Linked DNA regions of Homo sapiens: region 2 is linked to region 1. A link is an interaction called in ENCODE POLR2A ChIA-PET data of the cell type or tissue named here. Cell type or tissue: GM12878. All regions are shown on one strand.

What was found. ChIA-PET counts read pairs that join two places held together with the same protein. Peaks named below come from ENCODE experiments on the same cell type or tissue, not always from the same donor. Only the 100,000 strongest peaks of a DNase experiment are listed, where the experiment ranks them.
Region 2: POLR2A ChIA-PET joins it to region 1 with 9 read pairs; 2 of 35 experiments call an interaction of 5 or more read pairs at or near these places.

Annotation. Positions count from the first base shown.
Region 1 is chr2:64,530,511-64,538,510 of GRCh38, reverse strand. All of the region lies in intron 1 of AFTPH (aftiphilin), which reads right to left. Among named protein-coding and RNA genes, the nearest start is that of MIR4434, 9.0 kb to the right of the region's middle. In GM12878, no CTCF peak of the experiment used is centred here; a DNase peak (open chromatin) is centred at 3,890; H3K4me3 peaks cover 3,091 bases; H3K27ac peaks cover 3,505 bases.
Region 2 is chr2:64,777,264-64,785,263 of GRCh38, reverse strand. It overlaps LOC105374776 (a long non-coding RNA gene), which reads right to left. Exons shown (of 3, transcript XR_002959393.2): 1 at 7,794-8,000. Among named protein-coding and RNA genes, the nearest start is that of LINC01800, 82 kb to the left of the region's middle. RefSeq lists an enhancer at 56-599. In GM12878, no CTCF peak of the experiment used is centred here; no DNase peak of the experiment used is centred here.

The DNA.
Region 1 (8,000 bases):
ATCTGAAAAATCAAATATAAACACATTCCAAAATAGTGCTCAAGAGTGTATGCGTGTGGAGTGTACACAGGTAATGCCACAAATGGGTCTACCGATACTAATAACTGCACAAAAACTATGGAAGGAATTCCATGGAGAACAAATTCCTAGCTGGTTGACCTTTTTTAATGATGGTTTTGCTTGGTTTAAAGTTTTACTTTTTCCTGAGAGGTAGAAAGGCTAAAGGATAAAAGAAAAAAATATATAACATTTATTTGCAGGGTACCCAATACATCTGGTTAGAAACAACTTGAGAATTGGCCCGTCATATAAAGCAGAATTTTTCACACATTTTTCCCCTATGACTCACAGAAGAAATACATTTTACATGATGACCCAACATACATTTTAAAAAAAAAAGTTTCGCCAAACAGTATTTACCCTTACTCTCTATGTACTCTGATTTTTAGTTCTATTTCATTTTTTCTTAAAAGCTGGTCATGACCCTCTTAAATTGATTTTACAAACCAGAAATAGGTTTTAATATAAAGTATAAAAAAGTATTCTTTCCATCTCATCCAATTCCTCCAAATCCAATTACTGCTTCTAGCATACAAGAGGAGGGAACAGGGCTTCTTTTAAAACAAAGACTTCCTCCCTGATCTGGTGCTTACAAAGACAAAATGCATTCTTAAATTACATTATTTCAACGAACCAAGTATTTGATAAAATGAAAGTGTTCTTTTTCTCTTTACAGAATTGTGTATAAAAGTAATAAACGAAAATTACTATTTATTTTTCAAATTCATACTACCTTCAATCTAGGAAGCATGCTACTTTAAGGATAACATTTTAAAAAACATACAAACATAACATAAAACTGGAACACTTTGGCAAATTTTAACAATTTTCACTTTCAGAAAGCATTTAGCAATTGTTTAAGTTTGCAAACATTAACTTTTCTGGTCCAGTATCTACAATGTAAAAGTTCTCTAAAAGATACTATTGGTAGGAGTATATATTGGCTCACACACCCTATTGCAGTTTAGTAGCATACGAAACATTTTAATGAATTCTTTTTAAAATTTTTAATTTTTTAAACTTTTATTTTAGGTTCAGGGGTACATGTGCAGGTTTGTTACATAGGTAAATTGAGTGTCACGGGGGTTTGGTGTCCAAATTATTTCATCACCCAGGTAATAAGCATAGTACCCGACAGGTGGTTTTTCCATCCTCACCCTCTTCCCTCCTTCCACCTTCAAGTAGGCTCTGGTGTCTGTTGTTTCCATTCTTTTGACTAAGCAATTTCATCTGCAAGGATGTATTCTACAGAGGCATTCATGCAAATATACAAAGATATTTCCACAAAGTATTGATTCCAGTATTGTTTGTTCAATTTTTTAAAAAGCAGCTGAAAACAGTCTATTAATAAGGAAGTGTGTAAATAAAAAGTGCAGCCATTAAAAAAGAGAAAGCTATATTACTAATAGGGCAAAGTGTCTAAAATACATTTTTAAGTGAAAAAGCATTTCTGAAAAGCATTCTTCTTCTTCTTCTTTTTTTTTTTTTTTTTTTTTTTTGAGACAGAGTCTCCTTCTTTTCCCAGGCTGCAGTACAGTGGTGCAATCATGGCTCACTGCTGCCTCTGCCTCCTGGGTTCAAGCAATCCTCCCACTTCAGCCACCCAAATAACTGGGACTACAGGTGTACACCACCATGCCCAGCTAATTTTTAAATTTTTTGTAGAGACAGTGTTTCGCCATGTTGCCCAGGCTGGTCTCAACCTCCTGAGCTCAAGCAATTGACTTACCTTGGGCTCCCAAAGTGCTGGGATTACAGGTTTGAGTCACCACGCCCTGCTGGCAATTCTCTTTTGATTCTCCTACTTATATTCTATCCCTTATCCTTCAATGAATCTGATTGCCCTGGCTTCTCTATATTCTTTTTTTTTTTTTTTTTTTTTTTAAGATGGAGTCTCGCTCTGCTCTGTCGCCCAGGCTGGAGTGCAGTGGCGCGATCACTACAACCTCCACCTCCCAGGTTCAGGCGATTCTCCCACCTCAACCTCCTGAGCAATAGCTGGGATTACAGGCCTGTGCTACCATGCCCATCTAATTTTTTATTTTTATTAGAGATGCGGTTTCACCATGTTGGCCAGGCTGGTCTCAAACTTCTTGACCTCAGGTGATCTACCCACTTTGGCCTCCCGAAGGGCTGGGATTACAGGCGTGAGCCACCATGCTCAGCCGCTTCCCTATATTCTTATCACTGAGAAATCTCATCCCCCTTTTGTTTTTATCTGTTCATAATGCTCAAACCTTACCTATATGTCTGACCTCCTGATCTGCCTACCCAAATGCCTTTTTAAAATCTCTCTACCTGGATGTCTCAGATGTATCTCCTATTCTCCAATTCCACGACTGAATTCAACCTCTACTCAAAAGGTGAACAGAAACCACTTGTTCCTACACTATATTCTAAATTCTAAGTCTAGAAATCTGAGTGTTACCCCAACCGCTCCCCCTCTACCACAAATTAAATCAATCAAGTTTCTCCCTCCTTAATATCTCTTACTGTATTTGTTTTAACATCCCACAACCTATACCTTGTCAGGGCCTCATTATTTTTGGCCAGGATTACTGCAGTCTACTTAAAACTCCTTATCTTAGCCAACATGGCTAAGATACTCCCTCTTTGTTCCAGCCAGACAAAATTACCTCTGGATTCTCCACTGGCATGGTTACCTCTAAGTTGTCACACGTCATTTCTTCTAATGTATTGTTCTTATATGTCCAAAGAACCCACTGACTAAGCCTTCAAAATTCTATTCAGGCATGAAGTTTTCTATCAAGGCTGGAGAACTGAGATCACCTATATTTACTAAGTTACTATGTGATAGGTACTGTGCAAGGTACTTATTCATACACCAGTTTATTCATACATTCAGTTTAATCACAAAAACCCATTTTACAGAGGAAGAAACAAGTCACATAATCTGTTCACGGTCCCACAAAGAATAAGTAAGGAAAGTGGGACTCAAAGCCAGTGTTCTTTTCGTTGTATCAGGTTTCTTGTCTGAATTAATCCTCCTTTATATCTATTTCCTATTACATTTAACAAAGCAAATCACATTTGTTTCCATGTTTTTTTCCCCTAATAGGTTCTCAACCTTAGCTTTCTATTAACTTTTTTCTCTAATAGAATGGGTAGACCCAAACATCTTTTTTAAAAGTTTCGAAGATGATACTAAATGGGTTAGTTAAGGTTGAAAACCTTTGTGTTAAGTTCCCAGAGTACAGGAATGCCAATGGACTTTATAACTCCAGGGATGACATAAATGTTTCTAAACTGAACTGCTAAACTCATTGATATAGGTAAATCACTGCAATAGTACTTTTTCCTACAAAAATGTTTTCTCTTATGATTTGGTTGTATAAATATTTTAAAGTTGTGTTGTACACATTTATCTGAGACTAGCACTAAGAAACTTAACATTCTTAAGATTTCAAAAACAAGGAGTTTACAATATTAAATCGTCAATACTCTTCTTAAAAATGAAACTTGAAAAATTTACTTAAAAGGATCAAAGTTAAAGCACTGTGACAATTTTTGAAACAACACATAAGTATTTGAGACAGCTCTAGATTTGGGAAATTCCATTTTGGAAATATTACTACTTTCTACTTAACCAGAAAGTTTATGAAATCATTTGTTTATTCCTTTTTGAAGCTTCACTTATAATTAGTATATAATTTAAATGTTATGGAATTCTCAGAAAAAAAAAAAAAACAAGCTTAAAGAATTAAACACAGTTTCACTTGCAGATGAACATAAAGAAATGCTTATGTGAACAGCAACACCAACAACAAAAAACTTCCCTACTTCCAGAAACCAGGGTCACTGCTAATCTGATTAAAATCTGAACTTTTTAGTTACGTGTAACACTTGCCCTGTGCTTTGTGTAAACTTATGAAACCTAATGAGACAGAAAACTATCATCCGCTGGCACAGAATCTGAAATATGGAAAAGAAGAGGAAGTGGTAACTTGGTAACTTAACTATAAGTAAGAAGTGATGAATACTCAAATATTCTGTTTGGGCTTCAGGCGAGAGAAAATATGAATTTTTGATATCTGAAACTCTTAGTAATTTTTTTTTGAATGAAGATATTATCAAAAAATAGTAAAAAGTATAAAAAGAGTTCAGTGTAAAAAGAGTTAAATTATCTCTTAATAAGTTCATTGCTTTTTATAAATAGCCACTAAAAACAAAAGCCTTAAGAAAATAAATCAATGCTTCAGATTTTGAGTGTCACTGTAGCAGAAGTATTTTAGCTGCAAATACTCCAGGTCAACATTTTTGCATCCACATAATAAACAAGATGAGAGATGATAAACCACAGCAAAACTGAAAATACTACAAAACTTAAGCAATCACCAAGAAGAAAACACCAAAAACCTCACTTGGGAGGGTGGCTAAGGCAGAAACACTATTCATTTCAACCATTTAAAAAACTGTGGCCTCACTAAAATGTAAGAAAATATTAAAAATCCTACTCCTAGGAGTTTTGCTTTGAAAAGTATCACATGTCACTTAGAATGATTTAAAGAATAACAAGTGGTAAATAATTCATTAATCACTTAGGAAGGATCACTTTTATTACCTAAATACAGAATTGTTAATTTTATATAACATAAAAATTGAATCTGTTAGCAATATAGAATTTTCATATTTATTAAGTTTATTGTTAGGTATTTTACCTTTTTCTGCTCATGTAAATGGTAGTCTTCACTTCCACCCTAACTGGCAAGCATTATTTACATAAACAAAAGCTCTTGGTGGTTATATAGTATACCATCACATCACTAGCAAATCGGGGTAGACTTACCTTTTCCTTTCCAAGTCTCATAACAATGGTGATAGGCAGGAATCTAATATTCACTCTTAATTAAGATATTGATTTCTGAGTTGAGGTGTATGTTTTTATTGTCTTACAGAATTATTCAGTAATTCTTATTTTAAGTTGCTTTGTTAAAAAATCACAAATGGGGTTTTAAATGCCTTTTCAATATTTATGAAGATAATTATGTAAGTTTTCCTTAGATTTTTGTTTGTTTGTTTGTTTTTTGGAGGCAGGGTCTCACTCACTCTGTTGAACAGGCTGGAGTGCAGTGGTGTGATCTCAGCTCACTGCAGCCTCGACCTCCTGAGCTCAAGTGATCCTTTCATTTCAGCTTCCTGAGTAGCTGGGACTACAGGTGCCTGCCACCATATCTGGCTAATTTTTTATATTTTTTATAGAGATGGGGTTTTGTCATGTTGCCCAGGCTGGTCTCAAACTCTGGAGCTCAAGCAATCCACCCACCTTGGCCTCTCAAAGTGCTGGGATTACAGGCATGAGCCACCACACCTGGCCTAGATCTATTAATACAGCAGAAACATCAATACCTATTCATAATTGTCTTCAGCTTGTTTGATAGTTAGGAAGCCCAGTTTATTTTCTGCAGGAAAAAGGTAAATGTTTCCAAAGAATCAAATAAGCATTACGTAAGATTATCTACTTAATTACACATATGTCAAACGGTATGTATTTAAACTTATTTGATCTTACTCCTTGCCTTCATTTTTACACAAAGTGGGCTACAAAATAAATTTTCCCATAGGTATTAAACACACTCAAATTAGTAATACAAGTTTATCTAGGTTTCATCCTTACTCAATTTTCCCAAAACAATTTCATCTACCTAAGGCTTTTATTAATAATTACCATATTCTTGGACTCTCAGATTCATCTTTACAGCCTAGCCAAGCCAGTTCCCTGCTTAGACCTCTCCACTTGATTCCACAAAGATCTCAAACTGAGCTTAACAAGAACAGAGCTCAAGCTCTCTTCCCTTAAAGCTGGTCATGTTCCAGGGCTCTCTAACCCAGTTACCATACCAGAAACTTAAGATCCCCTTTGACAAAGCTCCTTATCCTTTAATATCTGTAACAAATGATTTCACCTCACAAATCCCTCAATTCTGGAATATCTACCTCTTTTCACCTCTGACTCCACTCTGGTCCAGAATGCCATTATCATCTAAACTAATCTCCCTAAGTAGTATTTGATCATGCCCAACCCAAGTAATCTTTTTAAAAGTCAAATTTGATCATGCCAATCCTCTTCTTGTGATAAAGATTTTTTTAAAAAAATTTTTAACAAAGACTTTAAACCATTCCTCTCTCTCCAGCCTTACTCCTCCTTTCCCTTATTGTTTTCAATGCTCTAGGCTAGGCCTTCTTCCAGTTTCTGAAAGGTAGATAATTAACATTCCCTTGTGCCACAGGGTCTTTGCACTTACAGTCCCAGTGCCTAAGACATTCCCACACATCCTTCAATTTTTAGGTGAAAGATCAATTCCTCAGGTAAGTTTCCTAACACCCTCCCTCAAGTCCTCCTACACATATTTCTTTCAGAGCATAAGAACCATAGTAAGTTATAGTTTGTGATCAAACACTTGTAACTTGAAAAATTACCGTGCAACCCATGTATACTACGAAAAATATATTGAGAGGTTTAAATGTAATATGTAATTTTAAAAAATCTATGTATTCCTTTCTATAAGAGTTAAGTTAATCTTATATTTTTTCTCTAAATAAAAAGTGTCATTTCTAGAGCTGGGCTGTCCAACTGACAACAATTAAGCCATATATGCAATTAAAAATCTTCTAGTAGCCACATTTAAAAAGAAACAGATGAAATTTTATCTAACCCAAAGTATCCACAATATTATTTTAACATGTGACCAATGTAAAATATTACTGATATATTTCACATTAGTTTTTAAAATCTGCTGTGTATTTTACACTGAAATCACATCTTAATTTGGGCTAGTTTCATTTCAAGTGACACATTTGGCTAGTGGCTACTGTATTAGACAAGATAGTTCTAGAAGATAGTACTGTATTTTTTTATACTTAAATAGCTTGCTAACAGAATAGGTTAACTTAAAAAGAGCATGGCATTAAGCAAGATTAATCTTATATCAAATAAAGGCATATCTCAGGTTTAAATCATTCAAAAATTTTAAATTATGCAAACATTCCACACTGCTGAAAAGCCTAAATTCAAAATAAAAATTCCAGTAATTTAAAAACTGCATATTACTGATCATCTGAGGAAATAAGGGAGATGGGGACCCAACCACTGCTGGTAGGAGTGATTTTATTATAACCTCTTAGAAAGTAACAGGCTTTCCCTCTGACTTAATAACTCTACTTCTAAGATTTGATCCTATGAAAATAATCAACAATAAGGTCAAAGAATTATGTACAAACTTTTTCACCAAGATGCTCTTCTATGATGGTAAAATCTGGAAAACCCACATTAGTGGGAAATAGCAGAGATAACTTGAAAATGGCATTCTACACAGTCATTAAAAAGCATGGTTTTTTTCATTTTGTGGTGTTTTTTTTTTTTTTTTTTTTGAGATGAAGTCTCACTCTGTCACCCAGACTGGAGTGCAGTGGTGTGATCTAGGCTCACTGCAATCTCCACCTCCCGGGTTCAAGCAATTCTCTTGCCTCAGCCTCCCGAGTAGCTGGGATTACAAGTGCCTGACACCACGCCTGGCTAATTTTTGTATTTTTAGTAGAGACGGGGTTTTACCATGTTGGCCAGGCTGGTCTCAAACTCCTGACCTCAAGTGATACTCCCGCCTCGGCCTCCCAAAGTGCTGGGATTACAGGTGTGAGCCACCACACCCAGCCAAAAAGCATGTTTTAAGGAAAATTTAGTAACATGGAGAAATGCTCACAATTTAATAAGTAAAAGAAAGATCAACGCAATATGATTCATATGTATATGTATGACATGCTCACATATCCACAGTAAAAATAAAACAGGAAGAAAACCAAAATATTAACAGTTTTCTTTTTGTAGTATGATGACCAGTGATATTTTTCTTCTATTATCCCTCTTAACATGTATTTATTGAGTGTTACTTTGTGCCAGGCATTAAAACAGAAGGGTTCCTGCC
Region 2 (8,000 bases), 250 kb before region 1:
GAAGAACAAGGACTTGGATATGAGGGTGGATGACCCCCTCATCAATGTCAGACATAGATGCTGGCAGTTGCTCCTGTGGTAGACAGGAGTTCTCTTCAGATAATTTGGAGCTGGGGGTCTGACCCTGGACCTTCAGAGGCTAAAGGCTGTCCTTGGGGCAGGACCAAATGAATGCTCTGAGGTGCCAGGATAAAGGCCTCAGCTGCCCATCTCTCCTTGGTGCAGCTGCTCCTGGTGAGCCCTGCTCGTGCGCCACGCCCTCCCCAAAGCTGGTCTCCCTGGTCAGTCCAGTTGCAGTCTTCGCCCTCTGGCCTAGTTGCAACAGGAGTTTCCGCAGGCCCCAGCAGGCCGAGGGAGGAAAGTGCAAAGAAAAACAAAGGGGTTTCCACACACTGGCCACAAACACACAGCACAGTCTCAGGAGGCAGCCCAGGCAGAGGTTCAGGTGGTTCTCTGTGAGCCTGTGAACTCTTAGACCTGCTTGCCCTGCCAGCCTTGACCCTGCTGCTCCAGCTGCACAGTGCCCCATGTCCCTTTGCTCTGCCCACGCTGTAGCCTCCCTCTCTTGGTGGTGATGCCATGAGCGGCAGGCGGCAGGGTGAGTGCCTCCAGGCCCTTGGTTTCGGGAGAGTGGGGGCACCTACCCCACTGGCCTCCCTGCTTCAACTGCTCACCCCTCAGGGCCTCTCAGAGCAGGGAAAGGCCACTCCACCTGGCCGCAGGCCCTGCCTGGACCTCTGCTCCTCCCACAGGCCAGCAGATCCCCTGTAGCTCCCTATACCCCGGCAGCCTGTGTGTGCTGGGCTTAAATACTCGTTTCCACACCTAAGTAACCCAAAGTCTGGGGCAGGATTGCCAAGAGTTGCTGGGGCTGATGTTTTCTGAGTTCTGTCCACCTCTGGGTCCTGTGGCTCCTGCCTCTTTCCACACACTTGGGAAAAGCTCAGACCTTCACCTACTAACAGGCCTCTCCCCCAAGCATTTCGTGAGTGTAGTCAACTTTTCTGAAAGTGGAAGTTCCACTGGGAAGGGCCCATGTTGAAGCCTACTGCCTTTTGTCATCTGACTAGTTCTCCTCATTTGCCTTCCTTTCCCCCTTCCCCTAAGACCAGAACGAATCTCTCTACTTGTAGGTAAGCCATTTAGTGTCCACTTTTGGTAGCAGAAACAAGCTGTTGGGGTCACCCTCCATCCCAGTGGTTTATCAAAGTATCCCTCCCAAACACACACCAAGCTCTCCCTAAGCATTGTGGTGAATAACAATGTCTGCATTACATTTCCCCTCCCAGCCCTGGACTTAGAGATGGGGGAAGCAAGGAAGATCCTGCTCCCTCTGCCCAGGACTGTAGGCTTCCCGTGACAGTCCCCCTGAGCAGTGGTTCTCCAAGTAGGACCCTGGGACCAGCAGCTTGGCATCACCGGGGAACTTGTGAGAGGTGCAGATTCTCAGACTCCACACCAGACCCACTGAATCTGGATCTCTGTGGTGGGACCCCACAATATGTTTGAACAAGCCCTCCAGGTGGGTCTCATGCACACTCCAATTTGAGAAACATTATCTTAGGACTCCTGATCCTCTTGCTCTCCTAGGAGGAAACAGGTCCACTTCCCTCCCATCACAATGAGACTGAGGTTTCTCCCATGTAGTTGTGTTTTGTCACTTTCGATTAGGTGCTGTGGTCCACCTTGCTAGCCCATGCCCTCTGTCTTGGGCCATAAATCAAACTTTTTCATCATCTCTCATGAGAAGCTGGTTATCCACCAAAGCTCAGTAGGAAAGAAGCTTAGAATATTGGCCCTCCCAGGGAGTACTGTTGTGTTAAGAGGACAAGAAAACTAAACGTGTAACCTCACGCTTTGGGTAGAGGAAGGACTTAGGGGAGGCAACATGATTTCCTCACACTTTGGAAGCCACCTCATTGGGAGGATTCCCTTATTACTAGGAAGGGGGACAGGATCCATGATGCTTCATGCTGAAGTCAGACTTCCATTAACCATAACCTTCTGGAACACAGGGCTGGAGTGGGAAGCAGAGGCCGATCACATAGGGCCTTAAAAGCCATTTCTAGAAGCTGGACTTGGGGAGAGCCATGGTAGGCTTTCAGGCATAGAAAAGATATGCTCAGATTTGAATGTGGGAGATGGCTCTTCCTTGCAAAGAATGGATTGGAAAGGGGTTGGGTGAGGTCAGAGACAGTGAATGCTTGGAAACCAATTTGAGGAACAGGTGAGAGGAATTCAACAGTAGCTAGATTTAGGGCATTGGCAGTGGTAATGGGGAGAAGGAAACAGACTCTAGAGATGTTTAATGTGGTGGGAGAAGGAGAAAGAACACCCATATATGACACTTATGATGTGCTAGGCACAATCACAAGCACTGGACATTGAAAACTTACAATGACAACCTTGTGAGGTCTGTACTATTTTTTAAAATTATTATTTTAAAGACAATAAAGACAAGGTCTTGCTACGTTGGCCAGGCTGGTCTCGAACTCCTGGGTTCAAGCGATCCTCCCACCTCAGCTTCCCAAAGTGCTGGGGATTACAGGCATGAGCCACTGCACCAGGCCCAGTCTGAACTATTATAATCCTCATTCTACAGATGAGGAAACTGAGATGCAGAGGAGCTAAATAACATGCCCAAATAATTTCTGATTGAGTGAAGGTAAGAGAGAGAGGGAAGACAGTCAAGAAGGGCGCTTTGGTTTCCTACATCAGTACTGGGTGGATACAGTACTATTTCTTGAGATCGGGAATTGGGGAGGAGAAACAGGATTTTCAGATAGGGAGATAATGAGTTCTCCCTTGGACTTGCTGGGTTCTGGAGGTAGAAATATCCAGTCATAAATCCTTACTGTTCTCTTTTAAAGAAGCCAGCATAATGCAATTTAAACATTTTTATCAGAGATTGTTATGATGAAAAAATATTCAGTTGTTCTGAGGTGGGTGAGCTTCAGTGATGTAGAGTTACCAGTGTAGATTATTTTTAGGGCTCTGGGGCTTGGCTGAGCTTTGGGATTTTTATCCCTGAATCATGAAAGATAAAGCCATTGTCTTTTCATGAGTAACCACCACCTCAGAGTATTTAATTGTCTTGTTTTGCATGTAAAGCCACTTCTTTGGAAAAAGGATTCTTCACCCAAGAGATCAGAATGAATCAAGTAAATACGTATTTAGACAGTTTCTAAAAATCTGTAGTTTAACCCAAGAGACCAGAAAGGTTCCTGTCTCCTGGTAAACAACAATTAAATGGTATATTAAAATGTATATTATGTATCTGATTGGTCCACAGGGTAATTAGGCATTTTAGGAATATTTTTAAGCATGTGTTCTATATCTCTCAGCACTGTTTCAATCCATCAAGTAACTGAATACTTAGAACATGTGTTCCGCATAGTAAGAGTCATTTTATAAATTCCCATTAAAGGGAACTAAACTAAAAGGCATCAGCTGCAGCCCATTTTTCAGAAGTGTTTATGCTGACCAAATGTAGACAAAGGAAAACAAAATTATAGAGATAAATTGTCCACCATGGAGTCTCACTCCCTGGCTTGGTAATAGCTGAGGGGTGACCCTAGACTGTGAGGAGCAAACTTTGGGGGTTTCTTGGGCACCTTCTGTAGTTAGGCTACAAGATGTGTTGTGGTGGAGGGGAAGGGTGTTATAGCATAGGTGCAGGTTATAGCCCCAAGGGAAAAGTTCACACTTCCCTGAAGAGAATGAAAAGCAGGTGTTCTCTTGGCTGGTTGGCCACTGGAAAGGAATGAGCCAAGGTCCAGTTCTCTCTGATGTGTTGTGTTGGCCAAGAAGTTGGAGCAGAGGTGAGAGGTGAGTTGGGTACTCATGGGGGCCATAACAAAAGGAGGTGCAGGGGCCGGGCGCAGCGGCTTATGCCTGTAATCCCAGCACTTTGGAAGGCTGAGGTGGGTGGATCACTTGAGGTCAGGAGTTTGAGACCAGCCTGGCCAACATGGCGAAACCCCGTCTCTACTAAAAATACAAAAAATTAGCTGGGTGTGGTGGCACGCGCCTGTAATCCCAGCTACTTAGAAGGCTGAGGCAGGAGAATTGCTTGAACCTGGAAGGTGGAGGTTGCAGTGAGCTGAAATTGCACCACTGCACTACACAGCCTGAGCAACAAAGCAAGACTCCATCTCAAAAAAAAAAAAAAAAAAGAAAAGAAAAATGGAGGGGCAGGACCTTCCTAACAAAACTCAGAGGGCATGTAGCTATGGCCCTGAGGCCAAGGGGTTCTCCTGGCTCCCTGTGTGTGCTAACAACACCTGCTAAGGCCTACGAGCTCTCTTAGCCTCAAATTGTTCTGAAGGAGGCAGCAACATACAAGGCACTCTATTTTCCCTAATATGTCAGCCTATCCTTTGTATTCATAAAGTGCTGTTTGCATATTAACTCTTTCAGGCTGTAAGGAAACAAGGATTCACTGAGCATGCCATTTTCCTAGTCTGAGAGTCTCTCTGAGGCCTTGGCCATTAAGTAGAAGGAACTAAAGCTTCTTCTAGGCCAGGCACGGTGGCTCAAACCTGTAATCCCAGCACTTTGGGAGGCAGAGGCTGGCGGATCACCTGAGGTTAGGAGTTCGAGACCAGCCTGGCCAACATGGTGAAACCCTGCCTCTCCTAAAAATAAAATGAGCCAGGCATGGTGGCTTGCGCCTGTAATCCCAGCTACTCAGGAGGCTGAGGCAGGAGAATTACCTGAACCCTTGAGGCGGAGGTTGCAGTGAGCCGAGATCATGCCACTGCATGCCAGCCTGGGCAACAGAGCGAGACTCCGTCTCAAAAACAAACAAACAAAAAAAAGCTTCTTCTAAACTAAATGGACTTGGTGGAAAAGGGAGGTTTGCAGCATTCTGAGCCAGAGTGGTAGCCACTGTATCTTAAAGGTCAGAAGAGCCACACAGGAGAGAAAAGGAGCTTAAGAACTTCAGATCTCACTCGGAAGAACTGTGGAGTAGGCAAGTGAAAAAATAAAGTGATTCACCAAAGATTAAGTACAGCAGGCAAACATGAGAGAGAAGAAAAGGAAAGTCAGCAAACAGGAAAGTGATTAATAGAGAGGAGCTGAGAGGAAGTAATAATTGGATGAGAATTTTTGAAAAAGGGAGGAAAGGGCCGGGCATGGTGGCTCACGCCTGTAATCTCAGCACTTTGGGAGGCCGAGGCAGATGGATCACCTGAGGTCGGGAGTTCGAGACCAGCCTGACCAACATGGAGAAACCCCTTCTCTATTAAAGATACAAAATTAGCCGCGCATGGTGGTGCATGCCTGTAATCCCAGCTACTCAGAAGGCTGAGGCAGGAGAATCGCTTGAATCCGAGAGGCGGAGGTTGCAGTGAGCCAAGATCACGCCATTGCACTCCAGCCTGGGAAACAAGAGAGAAACTCCATCTCAAAAGAAAAAAAAAAGAAAAAGAAAAAGGGAGGAAAGGAAAAGTAAAACTTTCAGAGGAAAAGGCAACCAATGTCAAAGTATGGGTTTCGTGGGATTAATCAATGATTTCCTCACTGCAGAGAATTTTTCCTCCATATATAAAGAGGAGAATTCACTCTCCTAGAAAAGATGGCAGCACCCCTCTTGTTTTATCTGTGGCATTAGGACAGCTCACAGCACTGGCTCCTATCTGGAAACTGGAGAATTCTTTTGATGTTATTTTTGGACGCAGTCCTAATCAGTTTTAAAGTATGACACAGAAGCATTCTTCCAATGTTTAATGTCTAAAGTCATTGATGCTGCTGGATGAGGAAGGAAATAAACTGCGTAAAATACCTGAGTGGGTCTTGGCACGGTCTTGTGGCCTTAAGAAATGACTGTGACCTCAGAATCTATATCAGATAAGGCTGCCAAGAGAGCTTTAGAATGGGTCACATATTTATTACCAGCAATGCTGAGGCTGCACTGGATGAGGGCTGCCCAACTTCATTCTCAAATCGTCATCATTCAGTGAACACATCCTGTGTATAAGCATTGCCATGGATACTTTGCATTTACCGTGCCCTGATTTTGACAACCACCTTGCAAGGTAGGGTCATATCTGTTTCATTTCACAAAGGGGGAAATCTGGCATGACTGTGGCCTCAGGAGTGCCTTTACACTTCAGTGCTGCCTGCATAGCCACCTAGGAGTGGTATCCTTGCTGAAATGTTTTGTTGCTATTTTTTCACAAGTAAATCAAAGAAGCCACTTGCTGAACTGTTTTATGTGCTCATTCTTTACAGGACACCAGCTTGTCTTCAATCCAGACTCTATTTCTCTCACGGTCAGTAAGTCGTGGGTTAATAGGAGAAAAAAAAGAGCCCTGAAAGGTTAGGTCCAGGACTCTGGACAGACAGTTCAATCACCAACATCCACTTGGTCATCTGCAACATGTCTGACATCTGCTAGGTGTGTTTTAAGGGATATGAGGGAATTTGTATGACAAAGGGGCTTATGGCTTTATTCAGAAAAGAGTCAGTCAGTCAACTGAAAAATCAGTCAGTTGATCAACAGCTGTTTATTGAGCATTTGTTCAACTATGTGCTGGTTAAGGCCTGTTCTAGGCTCTGAGATACAGCCATGAACAAAACAGACAAAAATCTCTGCCCTCAGGGAGTTTATAGTCTCATAGGACAGAGAGAAAAATCACTAAAATATACAGCATGTTAGTGATAGGGTAAAGAGAAATGTAAAGACAGAAAAGAGAATAAGAATGGAAGGTGTCCACATGTAAATTGTGATGTAGTAACATATTTGCTTCTTTACTAAAACATCAATTAACATGATCTAATGGTGGGTCTAATAACTACAATCTTTGAAATCCCCTCCTTTTACTTCTCTGACACCACTCACTACTGGTTCTCCTAAGTAATAGACATTCTTTTTTCACCTCTGAGAGACTTTAAGCTCTCTTTATGAGGTTATTCTGAACTACGCTGGTGATCCCCTACCACTCTTCATCCATTTGAAAAATATAAAGACCTTTTACTTGATACAGGGCCACATACAGAGCTTCTCTAACTGGAGTCTCCATGTAACTCCAGAGGCTGTTTTGCTGGGTGCTAAGAGTTGAGGAGGGAAGTCAAACTTAGGAGGTCTTAGAAGCCTTCCCAGTTTACCCTCTCTACTACAAGTCTTCCCTCCTGTGTTATCGCTCAAGTTGCAATAATAAAATTCTGTAGACTGGGTGGCTTACACAACATTCTAGAGGTTGCAAGTCTGAGATCAGGGCGCCAGCATGGCCAGTTTTGGGTGAGGACTGTTTCAGGCTGGTAGGCATGCACACACATGACCCTTTCTTTGTGCCTGCTTGGAGAGAGACAGAGAGACAGAGAGACAGAGATAGAGAGCTCTGGTCTCATCTTATAAAGGCACATATCCCATCCTTAGGGCTCCACGGTCATGGTCTAATTACCTTCCAAAGGTATCATCTCCAAATACCTTCACATTGGGAGTTAAGGCTTCAATATATGAATTTTGGGAGGATGTAAACATTCAATCCATAACATCTCCCAAACACACCATTCTATATCTCAGCCCCTTGTTGGCTTTCTTCATAACACACTGTTACTTGTCCTTGTTTTCTCAGTTTACTTGGTTTGTGTCCATCTCCCCAGCTAGGATAACAGCTCAATGAGGACAGACACAGTTTCTCTTATTGTGATGTCTTCATCTCCCAGGACACAACATGTGGCATATGATAGAGGCTCAGTAACACTTACTTAATGGATTTAAAGATGAATGAATGAATGAATGATTTCCCATAGTCCTCACTCGCATCATAGGTTAAGGAACTTACCAGGTCTGGGCTTTTGTCCCCATGTCTGTTCTCACGGCGGAATGTAGATCTGCTGCAATGTCGGCCTAACACTGGCCACAGTCTCGCCATTTCCATTTTCCCTTGCTCCTCATCATCCATCTTAATGCTATTGCTCTTGGTTTCACATGGTTTTAGTCCACACCATATGATAACTCACATTTGTTTAAATCCAGTGTCTTTTGTGTG